Regions from separate parts of the Homo sapiens genome. Here region 1 is linked to region 2. A link is a loop called in an ENCODE intact Hi-C map of the cell type or tissue named here. Cell type or tissue: PC-9. All regions are shown on one strand. Each heading gives the region's core, and the rest is flanking DNA. Links, peaks and the distances in the headings are about the cores only. Region 1 overlaps LOC105373417 (a long non-coding RNA gene). Region 2 overlaps ASAP2 (ArfGAP with SH3 domain, ankyrin repeat and PH domain 2).

Region 1 (2,913 bases), core at 295-2,794, 110 kb before region 2:
GGACCTGAGGATGGAACACTCCCCTGGGCCAGTGGACAGACACACACACACACACACACACACACACACACACACACAGAAGCAAAAACTGCTTTGTCCAAGAAAGGCACAGACGCATTTATAACCAGATTCCAAGGTCAGCTGCTTGGAGCATGAAGCGAGGTCATGTCCTCTTGCTTCTTGAATTAGGTCATCTCTCAAAGAAATCTCAGGGTCCTCCTTCCAAATAACTCCAAGACCCCCGGCCCAGCGGATGCTCTCTCAGTCCAAAGGTCAAGCCCTGGTCACAGCATCTCAAGGAGACAGACAAGTCACCTGAGTGTCTGTTGCAGCGGCCAACACCACAGGGTGTCGCTGTTAGGAAAGGTACCCTCCCCCTCCGGCCCTGCGAAGTCCCCCAAGCTCACAACCAGAAATCCTCAGCCACCAGGCAAGGAGCTGGCCTGTCCTGTCTTCCTGGCTCCTCTCCGCCTCAACTGGACCCACAACATCGAGTCCCCTGGGAACAGAGCATGGCACACTGACCATGCTTCTTAGGGCTGCCCAGTCACAGCCCCACACTGTGTTCAGAACCCCCACCCTCAGGCTCCCCCGCTGGGCCAGGGTGGGAGCCAGGCTCCCCTCTCTGTTTCAAAGCCCTTCCCCCAGCGCCCCTCCTGTGCAGGGATCAGTGGTGCTTCTTTCAGGGGAAAACCACAGTTGCCCCGCATGAAATCTGAGGACACATACGTACGGCTGCGTGGTGGACGGTGTTGGGGATCTTTGTCATTGCTATGAGAATCTTGCTCCCAGTGCATTCCATCTGATGCCTGTTGGAGGTGTGCACTGCATCAGGTGAGGCCACCATCCTGCCCACCTGTGATCCAAAAAAAAAAAAAAAGATCTGGGAGGAGAATGGAGATCTGGAGTCGGCCTGTGTGATGGGGGAGAAGCTGCTGCCGTCCCGAGCCTCAGAGGCAGAAGTCAGTGGCCCAAACTCCAGGGCCTAGTGCGTACACATGCACACACGTATGTGCAGACCTGTGTGTGCCTATGCACAGATATGCATCTAGGATGTGTGCACACATGTTCACATAGAGGATACAATGAACTGCTACATGTTTCCGTGTATATATATTACATATAGATATTTACTGGTTTGCATATATGTGTATATATACTGGTATATGTGTGTGTAGACTATCATGCATGTATGTGTGTATACATATACTAGTATGTATGCGTGTGCATATATAGAGGTATATACATGTGTGTGTACCCGTATCTATTTACTAGTATATATGATGTGTGTGTGTACTGGTATGGATGTGTGGGTATGTGCACTTGCTGGTATGTATGTAGGTGTTTGCTAACACATACGTGCACACGCAGAATGCTTCCAGGGGACTGCACAGCCTCTAGTTCGCAGCCCCCACCCCTCCCTTTGCCCCTGCACTCTCCCCTCTCTGAGCTGCATTCGCATGAAAGGGTGCAGGTTCTGACCCCGCAGCGCCACCTCCTGGACACCTAGGGATTTCTGGCAGCGCCTGCTTGGCCACCAGCACTGAGGGAAAGATGAATCCGAGGGAGATCAGGGGATGGGGCACTGAGTGACGTCCCCAGGATCACAGGGTTCTCATATGGCCCCAGCAGTCCATTTGCAACTCTACAGATGAATTCCAAAGGGCCAGAACCCTTAATTAATCAGGGACTCCTCCACCTCGAAGTGGGAAAGACAGCCCCAGGAGAGTAAAGTCTGGGTGACCCCAGGAGGGACAGGGGAACTTGCTGGGCAGCTGGCCCTGTGCTGCCACAGCTTGTCAGGGAGGTTTCTACAGCACGTGGAGGGAGGTGGGTGGTGGGGGCAGTAAGCAGAGGGAGGGGAGGCTCCAGGGGGTCCCGGATGGGGTGCTCGAGGCTTCGGGGAACCTGGAGTGGAAGAGAGTTTTAGAAGAAGCAAGCCAGGGCCAGGCACAGCGGCTCAGGCATGTAATCCCAGCACTTTGGGAGGCAGAGGAGGGCAGATCACCTGAGATCAGGAGTTTGAGACCAGCCCGGCCAACATGGTGAAACCCCATATCTACTAAAACTACAAAAATTAGCCAGGCATGGTGGTGCACTTCTGTAATCCCAACTATTCAGGAAGCTGACGTAGGAGAATCACTTGCACCCAGAAGGCAGAGGTTGCAGTGAGCCGAGATCATGCCACTGTACTGCAGCCTGGGTGACAGAGTGAGACTCCATCAAAAAAAAAAAAAAAAAAAGACAATGCTTAAATAGGGCAAATTGAAATCCTGTCCAGTGGAATAGCACTTCTGAGGTGTTCCTGCCAAGACAGATAACGCAAATCAAATCCCCAGGGGGCAGCAGTCTCTCAAGTGGCGGCACAGCCCACAGAATAACTGGCCCTTAATCTTCGAAAGTGTCAAGGCCATGAAAGTCAAGTAAAGACTGAGCTCAGCTTCAGACTCTAGGAGACTAAGGAGATGTGACAACCAGAAGCCACATACCATTTTGAACTGGGTGCATTCACTGTGAAGAAATCATCAGACCACTGGGGAGACTTGAACAGCAGCAACGCGCCCTGCGAACTTGAGTTGTGAGTGAAGGTTGTTCTGACCGACCATGTAGGAGAAAGTCCATATTTGCAGGAAGTACATGGGAGTATTTGGGGTGATGGAGTATTGGAGGTGGAGTATTAGGGAGCAAGTGTTGACAATTTACCCCCAAATGGTTCAGGAAAAAATGCATGATTTGTGCTGCAGTGGAAGCTCTTCTTAAGTCAGAGATTATTTTAGATTTTTTAAAAATTACACACACACGCCCACAAAACTATCTCTGGCAAATTCCTGAGAAGAGCAGGACTCTCCTCCTCCAATGAGCAATTCTAACCAGGGAAACTTCTCTACGTGGCATTGAAATCTGGCCCACAGG
Region 2 (2,913 bases), core at 188-2,687:
AGAAACTGCCAGGATCATTTTTAGCATTTAACACGCTGCCTGACACAAAGTGGTCATGTAACATTTGTTGGATAAAACTCCACAAACTGTAAGGAATGTTACACACATGGTAATTATTACTAATAATTCAGCAAATGGTATTTAACCACAGACTTCCTGCCTAGGCACCAGGGAAAGAGGGGAAAGAACACGACATGTGAATACACAGCTGTCCCTAGGGCTCCTGGAGTTCTCGCGGTGCCCCAGGTGCCATGCATGACTTTAAAGATGGGAGTGGGGATGCAGGATGCCAGACATGTGGCCCTTGGGTGGGAATTGGGACCCCAGATCTTTAATCACTTAAGCCTTGGGAGGTGTAAAAGTGTTTTCCCATTCCACAGAGGGTACAAAAGGATACAGGGCACATTGCACGGCCCCCAGGGCAAATGCAGTGTGGTGTGCTCTTTCATTTAAGCCGAGGCCACAAGTAACTATCGGACAAGGTTGGAAGCAGAAAGCAGTGAGCACCCAGAGAGGAACAGGAGTAGGCTGTGGAGCTCAGGAGCTCTGAATCAGAGCCAGGGTGGAGCGGAGGTGTCTCAGCCCCTGAGATGTTGCAGTCTTCCTGTTAATCTGCCTTGTGGAATTAAGCTATACCTGCGGGGTCCTAGGGATGTGATTCAGCACAGGCCACCATGGGCCATCTGTGAGCAAAGTGCTGAGCCCACCATGGTGGAAATACAGAAATAGACAAGACTCGGGGCTTGCTCCCGGGGAACTTAAAACAGTGAACTATGAAACGAGGCGTGGTGAAAGTCAATTTCTTACAGAGATAAGATGGGAACCCGGAGTGGGCAGGCTCACCAAGGAGGTGGCATTTGGGTGGATCTTGAAAGGTCTGTAGAGTTTGAATTGGAGACAGATTAGAGGTGAGAAAACACACTGAGGTGTGGAAACCCACAGGTTCTTCAGGGAATAAGTGGACGGGAGTGGAGCGTGGAGGGCTGGTAAACAGATCGCGAAGGAGATTTTGAAAGGAGGAACGTGGCCAGAGCGTTGTCACATCAGGAGTTTAGTCCGCAAGTAGAGGTGGGCCCTGTGGCTTTCCCTCTAGTCACTTGTCTTACAGAGAAGGGGACTGAGGTTGTGAGGGTGGGGCTGGCATTTGACTTCGTCCCACTCCTTCCCATCTTCTGGGCTCCATCTGCTTGGTACTCACGTGTAACAGCCTTAGGGGACCTGCCCTCCCTGTGGGGGCCCAGACCTGGGGAATCTGGTTGAGTCTGGCTGCTCAGTGGGTCTGGGCGCAAAGCATGTGGAGAAATTGAGAAGCTCGAAGCAGAACAGCTAATCCCTGATGTCCGTCGGGTGGGTTTTGTATGCTTAATAAGTAAAGATAACGTGCATTTTACACTTTACTAAAACGCATTACCTCATCTGACTTTCCTTTTCCCTCCATCCCAGCTGGTGAGTTGGGGACTCAGTGACCCTTGGGAGAAGGGGAAGGGAGCAGCTGGGGGGCGCACCTTGTTGAATTCATGGGGTCTTTCCTGGGGACCTTCGGTTTTGTGATGAGGAAGTGGAGTGGCTGGAGGACATCAGCGTGGCAAATGGAATGCCTTCAGGAATGACGCAAGGGGAAGGTGGCTGTGGCTGAGGGTGAGGAACAGCTGCCAGGAAGGAAGACTGAATGTGAGTTTTCTGGCAGTGATGGATGGAGCAGAGATGGGCCTGAGGCCACTGACAGGGAGCTTTAGGAATGAGAAGCCTGTGCCCACATTGCTTTTTTTTTTCTTTCCTTAATTTTTTTTTTTTAATTATCATCTGTAGCTCATTGAATTTAGTTCATCAGTTATTTGAAATAAATCAGATGTACTTGGGAAGTACTGGCCAGTAGGTGTTAGAGTGTTAGCCTGTACAAAACCTTCCCTCTGGGAAATGCTGGAAGGAGAGCCTTCGTGTCACAAAAGCCGTTAACACACACTGTGAGGTGCCTTGGAGAGAGGTCACTCAGGCCAGGGAGGGCAGGCGTGCCTGACACCAGCTGCTAGGACTGCATTGGAGTGAGGCCACTCAGCCTTGAAGGTCAAAGAGCAGATGACAACTGAGAGTAATTGATGAACCAGGGACTGTAGGAAGAGTCATTTTAAATAAGGCCTTTGGGGCTGTGCGCAGTGGCTCTTGCCTGTAATCCCAGCACTTTGAGAGGTCGAGATGGGTGGATCACTTTTGGCCAGGAGTTCAAGACCAGGCTGGGCAACATAGCAAAACCCCATCTTTACTAAAAATACAGAAAATTAGCTGGGCATGGTGGCACACGCCCAGCTACTCAGGAGGCTACGGCAGGAGAATCGCTTAAACCCAGGAGGTGGAGGTTGCAGTGTGCTGAGATCACACCACTGCATTCCAGCCTGGGCGACAAAGTGAGACCCTATTCCCCTAACACCCCCGCCCCCCAAAAAAAGCCTTCGGAAGACAGTTAAAGAATTTAGGAACACGGCCGGGTGCAGTGGCTCACGCCTGTAATCCCAGCACTTAGGGAGGTTGAGGCGGGCAGATCACGAGGTCAGGAGATCGAGACCATCCTGGCTAACACGGTGAAACCCTGTCTCTACTAAAAATACAAAAAAATTAGCCAGGCGTGGTGGCGGGCGCCTGTAATCCCAGCTACTCGGGAGGCTGAGGCAGGAGAATGGCATGAACCCAGGAGGCGGAGCTTGCAGTGAGCCGAGATCGCGCCACTGCACTCCAGCCTCGCGACAAAGCGAGACTCCGTCTCAAAAAAAAAAAAAAAAAGAATTTAGGAACACAAGCAGATAGTGCGTGGGCCCAATCACTGGTCCTACACCAAGCATCTTGACTATTTAGTTGTTCACTGCAGCCCTCAAAAGCTGCCCGTGCATCCCTAAGCCCAAGCCAATCCCGAGGCAACAA

What was found. Hi-C counts contacts between places; a loop is a spot of excess contacts. Peaks named below come from ENCODE experiments on the same cell type or tissue, not always from the same donor. Only the 100,000 strongest peaks of a DNase experiment are listed, where the experiment ranks them.
Region 1: a loop joins it to region 2, with 2.9 times the contacts of the local background. A loop is called at or near these places in 3 of 110 quality-filtered maps.

What each region holds. Positions count from the first base shown.
Region 1 is chr2:9,138,398-9,141,310 of GRCh38, forward strand. LOC105373417 (a long non-coding RNA gene) reads right to left here. Exons shown (of 4, transcript XR_922775.1): 2 at 734-856. Among named protein-coding and RNA genes, the nearest start is that of ASAP2, 67 kb to the right of the region's middle. RefSeq lists an enhancer at 1,306-1,806. In PC-9, for the core only: CTCF peaks have their summits at 1,479 (motif pointing left) and 1,680; no DNase peak of the experiment used is centred there.
Region 2 is chr2:9,250,157-9,253,069 of GRCh38, forward strand. The region is part of intron 1 of ASAP2 (ArfGAP with SH3 domain, ankyrin repeat and PH domain 2); the gene reads left to right. Among named protein-coding and RNA genes, the nearest start is that of ASAP2, 45 kb to the left of the region's middle. In PC-9, for the core only: no CTCF peak of the experiment used is centred there; DNase peaks (open chromatin) are centred at 1,665 and 2,005; H3K4me3 peaks cover 281 bases; H3K27ac peaks cover 2,340 bases.